2 separate regions of the Mus musculus genome follow, and region 2 is linked to region 1. Evidence: chromatin contacts called from ENCODE POLR2A ChIA-PET data. All regions are on one chromosome and are shown on one strand. Each heading gives the region's core, a stretch centred on a gene start or an enhancer-like site at or near the end of the contact. The rest is flanking DNA. Distances are from core to core; before and after follow the strand shown.

Region 1 (4,900 bases), core at 757-3,256:
GAGACTCGAGAGGGGAGGGCTTCAAAACAGACACTAGGTCTCAGGCCCTGACTATGCATCCCCACCACAAAGCCCTCAGCTACTCCCTCCCCAACTTTCTTCGGCACCTCACCTCTTGCTGAATTCGGTCCTGCTGAGCCATAATGGCTTCATCATAGGCCAAACAGTTAACACCTAGAAAAAGGAGAAAAAAGAAGTGCCAACCAAGGGTTCCTATGGGGTCTGGCTATCTCTATGGCAGGCAGCTTTGGCAGAACAGGTCTGGAATCTGGAACCCTATGCCTTACACCCCACTGTGTATTCTTAGCAAAGTTCTTCCTTCTTTGAGTTCTCATTTCCTCATCTTTTGGAGAAAGTAGCTAAGTGTGGTGTCATTTGGGAGGCTGAGGCAGGAAGACCACAAGTCTATATAGCTAATCTCTAAAAAAATAAAAGTAAACAAGGGAGCAATTACAGACCAGAGCAGGATTAAGAAGCCTAGGAGTTAGAGATCAGCTCTGGAAATATAGCAAGCCTTTATCTTGGAAGAAAAAAAAAATAGGGCTGGGCTTGAGACCCAGTGGTAAAGATATATTTGTCCTGCAGGTGTGAAGCCCTAGCAACCTCAAGAAATAAGTAAATATAAATATAAATAAATAAGTAAAATGACAAGTAAAGATCACCCCCAAAGCTCTCTTGCAGCCCCGATATTCCTTCCTCCCTGCCTTCTAAAAGCACTGTGTAGCATCTAGGGAATGCTCTGGGGAAGGGAGCTCTGGGAGAAAGCAGGATGAAGGGGTGGAGCCCTAGGAAGAATGAGTGCATCCTGTAAGCATGCACTTTACTGAGACACGCCCTTTGTCCTTCTGTGGTCCCCTGTATTGTTCATTTTCCAAATTAAAAAACAAAAAACAAAAACCAGAGGTAACTCCATCTTGTCCAAGGTCAAGTCCACATTTGTAAAATTCCAGTCTGAGCTCTTGGACATGTCACTTGCCAAAGTCCTCTCCCCTCACCTCTAGAATGGATTAATGCCATCACCTTGCTCCCATCATCAAAATATGCTGGGATCCTGCCAGCAGCAACTACTACCTAAGCACTCTCTAGAGTCATCCACGGATTCGGGACGTTCGTTCTGAGGACTCTAAGCAGCTATTGTAGGAGTTTCTAGTCTTGGATCCTTCTTAGATGTGATGGAGAACAATTTCTTTCTGCGTATCTGGGTTTCCTAGTCCTCAACCTCTAGAATATAGTGTGGAGTTAGAGTAGGGTGTGCGAGTATGACTGGCTTTTTAAAGCCAATCCTTTGGGGCCTGGTTATCCTAGGTTCTCAGCTGAGCTTCCCACCATGTCCTACAACAGGACTGTCCCTCCCACTCAACAGACTTACTCAACCCCTAGAGCTCAAGTTCTCGGGAGACAGGGAGAAGGTGTGACTGGTTTCTGTCTTTTTTTAAAGACCAAGAATCTAGGAAAACAATGCCTGGATCCGCTCAAAGGTGCTGTAAGGCCAGCACAAGCTCTAAGGCAAAGAGCCGCCAATGGCATCCCGAACGGCCCAGCAGGGACTTCGTCCTTGGAAGCCCGGCGTTCCTCAACGCCTTTCAGCAGCTCGGCCCCGGCCTAGGCCTCGGCTTGACTGCTAGGTCTCCGGCGGGCTGACTGTGGGAGCCGGCCGAGGCCACGGGACCGGCGGAGGCGGGGCGGCCCAGGCCCCGCCCCAGGCGTGCGCGAGAGGCCGAGCCCCGGCCCCGGCCGCCCCGCCCGGCCGGGGGTCGCCGCGGCCCTGCTTCCATTGTGAGGGGGAGGGGAGGAGACGCGGGGAAGGGCTCGGTCGCACGCTGCGCCTACTCCCCAGGGCCCTGACTCCCCGAGTTCCTCGGGAACGGCGGGCCGTGGATTGCCCCCGCTAGCCCGGGAAGGACATCCTTCCCTCCGTTCGTACCTTCGGAGTCGCTACCCAGTGGCTCCTGCTTCTGCTGCTGAGGTTCCTCCGCCGCCATCTTTAAACAGCGCCGCACTGGCGATCGCTTCCGGGTTATTAATTGCCCTCCTCCCGGAAGGGAGCCCCTCCTTGTGGCCCCTCCTTCGCAACGCCCCTAGCAACAGGCTCCCTTTGGCAGTCGTCAGGGCCTGGGCTGCTCCTGCTGCCCTGGAGAGCTTGGGGGGACGCCACGCGCGCTTCCACATTCCACTTTCCCAAAGGTCCTGCGGGGCTAAGGACCTCCTCGAGTCATTTCTGTTTTCTGTATACTGAAGTTTGAAACGCAGGTTGTGTAACTAAGATAAGGAACAAGATGGAATTAAAGTCACTAGAAGGTTAATCCCAGCTGCGCGTACTTTCAAGGTACAGGACGGTAGCTGCAGTGCGGAGCGCAGAGCCACCTCGAGACAGGAAGTGGTGACAACCTCCTGACGCCCTTCGGAGCCTTCGCGGCCTCTCGCCTCTCACCACTGAGCCTGTTCTCTAAAGCTGTAAAGACCTGTTTCCAGCACGGGGAGCATCTTCCCTTGATACCAAAACCAAAACCCTCGACCTAACTTTAGGCTATATGTCCTCGTATTTGAGAAAGCAGAGCCACTTAAAAGCAAGAATTTGAGTCCATAATCCGAACATGTGAAAGGTGGAGAAAGAATGGAGGATCCGGCGTTCAAGGTAATCGTGGAGTTTCAGGCAAGGCTTGGCTACAAGAGACCCTGTCTCAAACAGACCAGACCAAACCAAACAAAACCTGAGCCAAAAAGTGGCCATCTTTGCTAATTTTTGCCGAAGCTACCCATTTTCTTTGAGTTATGTCTCCATTCTGAGAAATGGACATTCCCATTTGCAGGCCCTGTGTACCCTGAAAAGCAAACACCAGAGCGTTTGCAGGAAAAGGCATTTACTTCTTGGTAGCCTGGCTATAGCCATCACTGAGCCACACAGATTCCTTTTACCCTCCAGAATATCAGTTCTCTGTCCTTACTAGTCCCAACTCCAGCTCCTGTATGGTCGGTCTACCAGTCCAGGTAACTGGAGGCCAGGGTGGAAAGCACTCTTAAAGATTTAGAAAAATCAGGCCGGGCTGTGGTGACCCATGTCTTTAATCCCAGCACTTGGGAGGCAGAGGCAGGAGGATTTCTGAGTTCGAGGCCAGCCTGGTCTACAGAGTGAGCTCCAGGACAGCCAGGGCTACACAGAGAAACCCTGTCTTGAAAAACCAAAAAAATTTTAGAAAAATCAAGTACAGACTAGGCATGGTAATTCCAGCACTAGGGAGGCATGTGGATCTCTGAGTAGAGGTCAGCCTGGTCTACACAGTGAGTTTCAGACTCACAGACTACATAGAGAAACCCTGTATCAAAATAAATAAATAAATAAAAACAAAAGGGGGGATTGCTATACAAAGAAACCCTGTTCAAAAAACAACAAAAACAGAAAAAATAAAAGGGGGGAAGGAGCCAAAAAGAAATCGTGTCCTTTGTCATCAGCTATCATTCCTTTGTTAAAATTTTTATTATTGTGTCTATAGTGTGTGGAAGGCTGTGTGTGCCAAAGTGCTTGTGTGAAAGAGCACAATTTTATAAAACCCATTCTCTCCACTTTTACATGGGTCCTGGAGATGGAACAAAGGTTGTCAGATTTGTGTGGCAAACACTTTACCCATTGAGCCATCTTGCCAGCCCACCTCCTTTATTTATATATATTTTGAAGATTTATCTGTGTATATATATGTACCACATGAAAGACTGGTCCCTGGGAAAGCTAGAAGCGGGCATCGAAGGATATAGGTGGAGTTAACAATAGTTGTAAGCCACTCAACCTGGCAGTCCCATGAGTGCTAATGGACTGTGGTCATGGAAAGACCTTCTATAGTGAGAAATTGGAAGCCAGAGCCTCAGTTATAACTTTTTTTTTTTTTTTTTCCGAGGCAGGGTTTGTGTGTGTAGCCCTGGCTGTCCTGGAGCTCACTCTATAGACCAAGCTGACCTTGAACTCAGAAATTCGCCTGACTCTGCCTCCTGAATGCTGGGATTAAAGGTGTGTGCCACCATGCCCAGCCAGTTATAACTTTTTTTTTTCCTTTCTTTTTTTTTTTAAAGATTTATTTATTTATTATATGTAAGTACACTGTAGCTGTCTTCAGACACTCCAGAAGAGGGAGTCAGATCTCCTTAAGGATGGTTGTGAGCCACCATGTGGTTGCTGGGGTTTGAACTCCAGACCTTCGGAAGAGCAGTCGGGTGCTCTTACCCACTGAGCCATCTCACCAGCCCCAGTTATAACTATTAAAACATATTCTTTCCTTTTATTTTAAAAATTGTTTATTTATTTTATATGAGTGCTTTGTCTTGATGCACACCAGAAAAGGGAATCAGATCTCATTACAAATCTTTGTGAACCACTATGTGGTTGCTGGGAATTAAACTCAGGTCCTCTGAAGAGCAGCCAGTGTCCCTAACCACTGAGCATTTCTTCTGCCACCCCCACTTATATTCTTATTAAACACTTTGTATGTGTATTGGTCTAGGAGACTGCCTTGACAGTGCAGAGGTCAGTGGACAGCTTGTAGGATTCTCTCCTTCTATCATGTGGATCCACTAAGCACCACACCCTCTGAGCCGTCTCCTCTTTCCCCAACCTATAACTTCTTTTTTTGGTTTTTCAAGACAGGGTTTCTCTGTATAGCCCTGGCTGTCCTGGAACTCACTCTGTAGACCAGGCTGGCCTCGAACTCAGAGATCCGCCTGCCTCTGCCTCCCAAGTGCTGGGACTAAAGGCATTGCGCCACCACAGCCCAGCATAGCTTCTCTTAAGAGCATCTTTGGTATCTAGTTTTGGGGTTTTGAAGTTTGGTTTGGTTTTCAAGACAGGGTTTCTCTGTGTAGTCCTGGCTGTCCTAGAACTCTGTATACCAGACTGGCCTTGAACTCAGAAATT
Region 2 (4,900 bases), core at 743-3,242, 210 kb after region 1:
GAAAGGACAGATCCCAAAGTGTTTTGCAGGGCTGGTTCTTATACCTGGAAACTAAACTAGATAAAGCACGAGGCCTTAGGAAGACAGACTTCTTTCACTTAGGTCACTAGTTGCTTTGGACTATTTTATTCCCTTAGAATAGGTTCTTGGATAGAATCTAGTGCTAACACTAATCATCCTGCCTCAGTTTCCAGAGTGCTGGAGTCAGAGCTTCCTGCCACCACATCCAGCCCTTCCTTCCTTCCTTTTTTTTCCCCCTTGCCTATAAAGACCTACCTGCCTGCCAGTGCAGGGGTGAGAGGCGCGCTCCATGACCCCTAGCATCTTTTTAGGTTTTACATGGTAAGATGTAAAGGCCATTTCCTTGTCCTTTTCTTTGTGTTCCTGGGCCTAGCAACCTTCCACTTCGTGGTGCATCCGGCATTCATCCGTCCCATGAGCATGTGGCTCTGCTCAGTCCAAGAGGTGAACTGAAGGGCAGCCAACCGTGGGAGAGCAGTGCTATGGAAAGGGACTTATATTTCCCCAAGGTGAAATCTCTCCCAAGTCATTCCGGAGACTACGTGTGAGTGTGTGTATGTGTGTGTGTGTGATTTCCACCAGTGACTCTTGTCCTCTTGGCATATACACTTCGGAGAATGGTTTCCTGTGGGTCGGGTAATTTAATAGTTTCCTTACTCCCAAGGGGCTGAAACTGTTTCCTTTTTATAAACTGAGGATGTCTAAGTTACCCGCATTAGTAGCAATCTTGTTCACTGCTGCATGTCCAGAGTGTCAGCTCTTGTAGCACATAGTAGGTGTTAAGTGTGAGAATGACTCCATGAATGGTGCCTTCTTTGACTGTGGTGTGCCTCCCCGACAGGGAGGGAATAAAACCCACTTCTAGACCCTCATGGTCTCTGGCATCCTGTAATTTGGATCTCCAGGCCTCTGCTTTGTTGTGGACGACTAACCAAAGGCTAAGGGAGGACCTGTTTCTCCAGCTGGCCCTGGCAGGACCCCAGGTTGCCTCGACCCTACAACCTTTCGAGGTTCCTTCTCCAGGCTTACCGGGAGCCTGAGACCTGAAGGTGTCCCTCGGCCGAAGCCAGAATTCGCCCCAGGGTTTTCCAGCCTAGGGATGCGAATCTCCAGCTGCCCATCACCAGGATCCCAGTCCCTTCTTTGCACCTTCGTCCTGTGCAGGAGCCCGGGGCTGAGCGGAGTGCCTCACCCGGTACCTATAGGCCTGCGGGGGCAGGAGCCTGAATCACCGCCGCAGTCTCCCTCTCTTTCCGGCTTCCAGCCCAGGGCCACCTCTGTTTCGGAACGCCGGCTGGCCAGGCGCAGCGTGCTAGCTCTCTTACACTCCTCTGCGCGCCCCTCTTCCCGGCTTGCGCTTTCGCGGCCGCCGCCCTCACTCTGGCCGGCTCCAGGGAAACCTCGCCCCGCCGCCCCTCCCCGGTAGAAGCCAGAGCTGCCAGCGCTAGCCCCAGGCTCCCGCGGGAGGGGGCGCGGCAGCCCCCACGGCTCCACCCTCTCCGCGGGGCCGCGGCCATCTGGGGCCCCTGCCAGGCGCGTCTGCTTGGGGCCCGCGCCCAGCTCCTGCGGGAGGACGAGGCACCCCGGAGAGGGGAACGGTGCCGCCGCACCGGGCGGTCCCCTGCTAGCGGGCTGCGGAGAGCCGCGCTCGGAGATGCCCCGAGGGGGCGGTGGCTGAAGCGCGTCGCAGCGGACTGGACACGGGCGCCCCTGGTCACCTCGGCGACTCTTTACCAGCCGGAGCTGCAGCTGCGGACGCGGCAGGGCGGACCCACGAGGGCGCTGAGGACCGTGCTCCCCGCGTCCGTAACAAGCGCCCGTTGCGGACTTGCCACCTCCCGCTTTCCCCGCACCAGCCCCCCGCGAGCTGGCAGGAGGAAATTGCGCGCGGCCCCTTTAAATTTACCCAGGAGCCCTTAAAGGAGCCCCAGGGGCCCCAGACAGGAATCCCCACCCCGGTCCAGCCCGCGCTGCCGAGCGAGCAGTCAGCCGTCCGTGCGGCCGGCCGCCCGTGAATGCGCCCCGCGCCCGGGGGCCCCGCGCACCGAGCGCCCCGCGTGCGCCGCCGCTGGCTCCGCGGCCCCGCGCCCCGCCGCCCCGGGGCCCCCGCTCCGCAGCGCAGCGCATGGAGCCCGGCGGGGACCACCGGAGCCGGAGCGGCGGCGGCAGGGGCGGCCCCGGGCCCGCAGTGACCTCGGCACGGGGCCGACGGCTGCCGCCCACCGCAGCGAGCGGCGGCACGGAGCCCGAGGAGGACGACGGCGGTAAGATCTGGGGCCGACGACCGGGGGTGGGGGGCCCCGGCGTGGGGGAGGGGAGGGCTGCGGCTCCGGGCCCCTCTCGGCCGCCGAACAAAGCGGGGGACGAGCGCAGGGCGGCTCGGGGCGCCACCTGGTGGGCGCAGAGAGCAGCTACAAGGCCCGCGGGGCGCTCCCTGCCCGTGGCGGGGTCTGCCCGCCGGGCTGGGGCGGATCCCTGCTCCTTAAAGGGCCCCGCGTTGCTCGTTTTTTGGGGGGGGGGGCAGCGACGTGGGAGTCGAGGTGCTGGAACTTGCGGCTCCCGCCCTTTCTCTTTCACACTCCCAGGTGGTCTGTCTTTTAAAGGCTTCCCAGTCCCTCTGTCCCTTTCTGAGGCTTTCCCCAGAGTAGCATAGCTCGGGATTCCGCTGTTCTCGGTTATGCCATCCCTTTCTGCGTGGCCTTGCTGGAGACGTGAACTCTTCCCTTCACGGTTACGCTACGAGAAACAAAGCGCAGCCTGCGTCCTGGGGGCCCCCGTCTGTCATACCCCACGTCGGGAAGGTCTTAGTGAGGGATGGGTTCGCACACGAAGGTGGATGCCCCACCCGTGCGTTGTCGCGTTTCAGAATCGATTTTGGCCCCAGTTTGTCAGCTGTACCAAGACCTGCCGGCCCTAGTTGGCCCTTAAAACCAACTGCTTTTTTTTGTCTCCCTTCTGTAAGGTTCATTGCCTTTAGATCAGCGGAGGTTCCATCCGTACTAGGGAGAGTGCTCTCTACTCTTTGAGCTCCTCTCCCTATAAGCCCCCGCCCCCCACCCCCCCTTTTTATTTTTTTGAAAAAAATCTCAGCTCCTCCTTTTTCTTTCTTTCTTTCTTTTATTTTTTTCTTCTTTCTGCTCTTAAAGGGCCAGTCTGCCTTAGATTTAACAGTGGTCCTGCACTGGAAAGATGCTTAGTAGGATGCTAGCTATTCAGTCAGTGCATTTGCAGACAAAGGCGTATAGGCCCAGAGAGCGGATGTGACTGACCTACCAAAGGTCACTGGGCAAGGCACCAGTGAAGCCAGATCTTGAATCTAATGTTTTTTCTATACCTCTACCTTAAAAAAAAGTAATGGAAGACAAACAAACAAAACCTTCAAACCAAAACAGACAAAAAAACCACCCCCAAACCAACCAACCAACCAAACAAAAAACACCCAAAAAACCAAAAAACCAAACAACTCCACACGAGGACAAGAGCCCTCTCTGATCCTGTCATTTGTTTGTCTGACTCTGGGATTCTGTACTGAGAGAATGCCAGAGTCTGCTTGTTTCGTCTTTGTGGCCAGGAGACAGTTTTCTAAATAAAAAATGGTCAGCCAGCACTGCAAGGAGGGCTCTGGGTGTCTTTGACAAAGTGAAAGAACACTAATGGTTGGAGAGGCCCCAGAAGTGCACACTGTTGGGAGGGCTGGCAGCAACCACATCCCTGCTAGCACAAATGAGATAAACTAGAACGACTTAATGGGTGTGATGGGTGGTGGCTGCTCCCCAGTCTGAAGAGCAGTCGGTAGTCACTCTGCTGGCCCTCCGACCTCCTCTTTTCGGGTCATTGTGCCTCCCAGACTCTGGGGAAGTCCAGGTCCGAGAAACTCCTTTCCCTGGAGGTGTTGACAGCTGTATCTTAGGTGTCCCTCCAGTGGAAGACCTGACAGTTCCTACCTCATCCTTAAACTGCTATTTACAGGATGGCATATTGGGAAAGGGAGATAACCTTTGGTGGGTGCCCTCCTGGAGGGGCCTCAGGTGGGTGGGTGTTGTGCACAGATCTGGGTGCAGACAAATACCCCCTATTGTTCCCCTCTCCCTACTGCTTGCTGTATTCTGGCTGTAACTGCCCAGCCTGCTGAGCTTCTGGCTTTATCCCTCCTTAAACTCCGTGGCCTTCACCTTGGTTTTAAAGTCTTCAGCAAGCTAGCCCAGTGCCCACATCTCTTTGTTCTCCAGCTGGGTCCCTGCTCTCTGTGTGGGTGTTCCAACCCCCTCATCACCCACTTCCCTTTCATTGCTCTTGCCACCCCTCTCTTGCCCTAACCTCCCCTGCCCCCTTTTCATGCTTCCAAATCAAAGCCCTAGGTCCTTTCTCTGGAAATAGGAAATTGAGAGCCTGTCTCCCTTTTCCCTTCTTCAGGACAAGCTCTTCAGCTGGAAGGGGGTGCCTTAGGGTCCTGGGGGAGTACCCCCCTACCCTCCTCCAGGGCCAGGGGACCAGCATCTTCAGGCAGGAAATACTCAGATCATTGTGAGGCTCGGGCCTCGAGGCCTGGAAAGAGTCGCATCCCCGGCAGGGACCACCGGCGCTATTACCACGACCACTGGCGGCTGGAGTACCTGATGGACTTCATCCCCTCCCGGCATGGCATGGTGTGTATGGTGTGTGGCAGCTCCCTGGCCACCCTCAAGCTCAGCACCATCAAGAGGCACATTCGCCAGAAACACCCCTACTCCCTGCACTGGAGTCCCAGGGAGAAGGAAGTGATCAGCAACAGCTGGGACGCCCATCTGGGGCTGGGGGCCGGTGGTGAGGCTGAGAGCCTGGGGGCCCAGGGGGCAGAGGAGGAGGAGGAAGAAGATGAAGAGGAGGAGGAGGGGGCCAA

Evidence for each region. ChIA-PET counts read pairs that join two places held with the same protein, here RNA polymerase II (POLR2A).
Region 2: POLR2A ChIA-PET joins it to region 1 with 22 read pairs in Patski. The contact joins the promoter of 2700081O15Rik here to the promoter of Otub1 in region 1. POLR2A ChIA-PET finds 5 or more read pairs at or near these places in 4 of 5 experiments (Patski and embryonic stem cell).

The regions. Positions count from the first base shown.
Region 1 is chr19:7,204,278-7,209,177 of GRCm38, forward strand. Otub1 (OTU domain, ubiquitin aldehyde binding 1) reads right to left here and starts at 2,007. Exons shown (of 7, transcript NM_134150.2): 1 at 1,925-2,007; 2 at 113-174. The coding sequence starts at 1,982.
Region 2 is chr19:7,415,633-7,420,532 of GRCm38, forward strand. 2700081O15Rik (RIKEN cDNA 2700081O15 gene) reads left to right here and starts at 1,993. Exons shown (of 5, transcript NM_175381.6): 1 at 1,993-2,285; 2 at 4,435-4,900. The coding sequence starts at 2,147.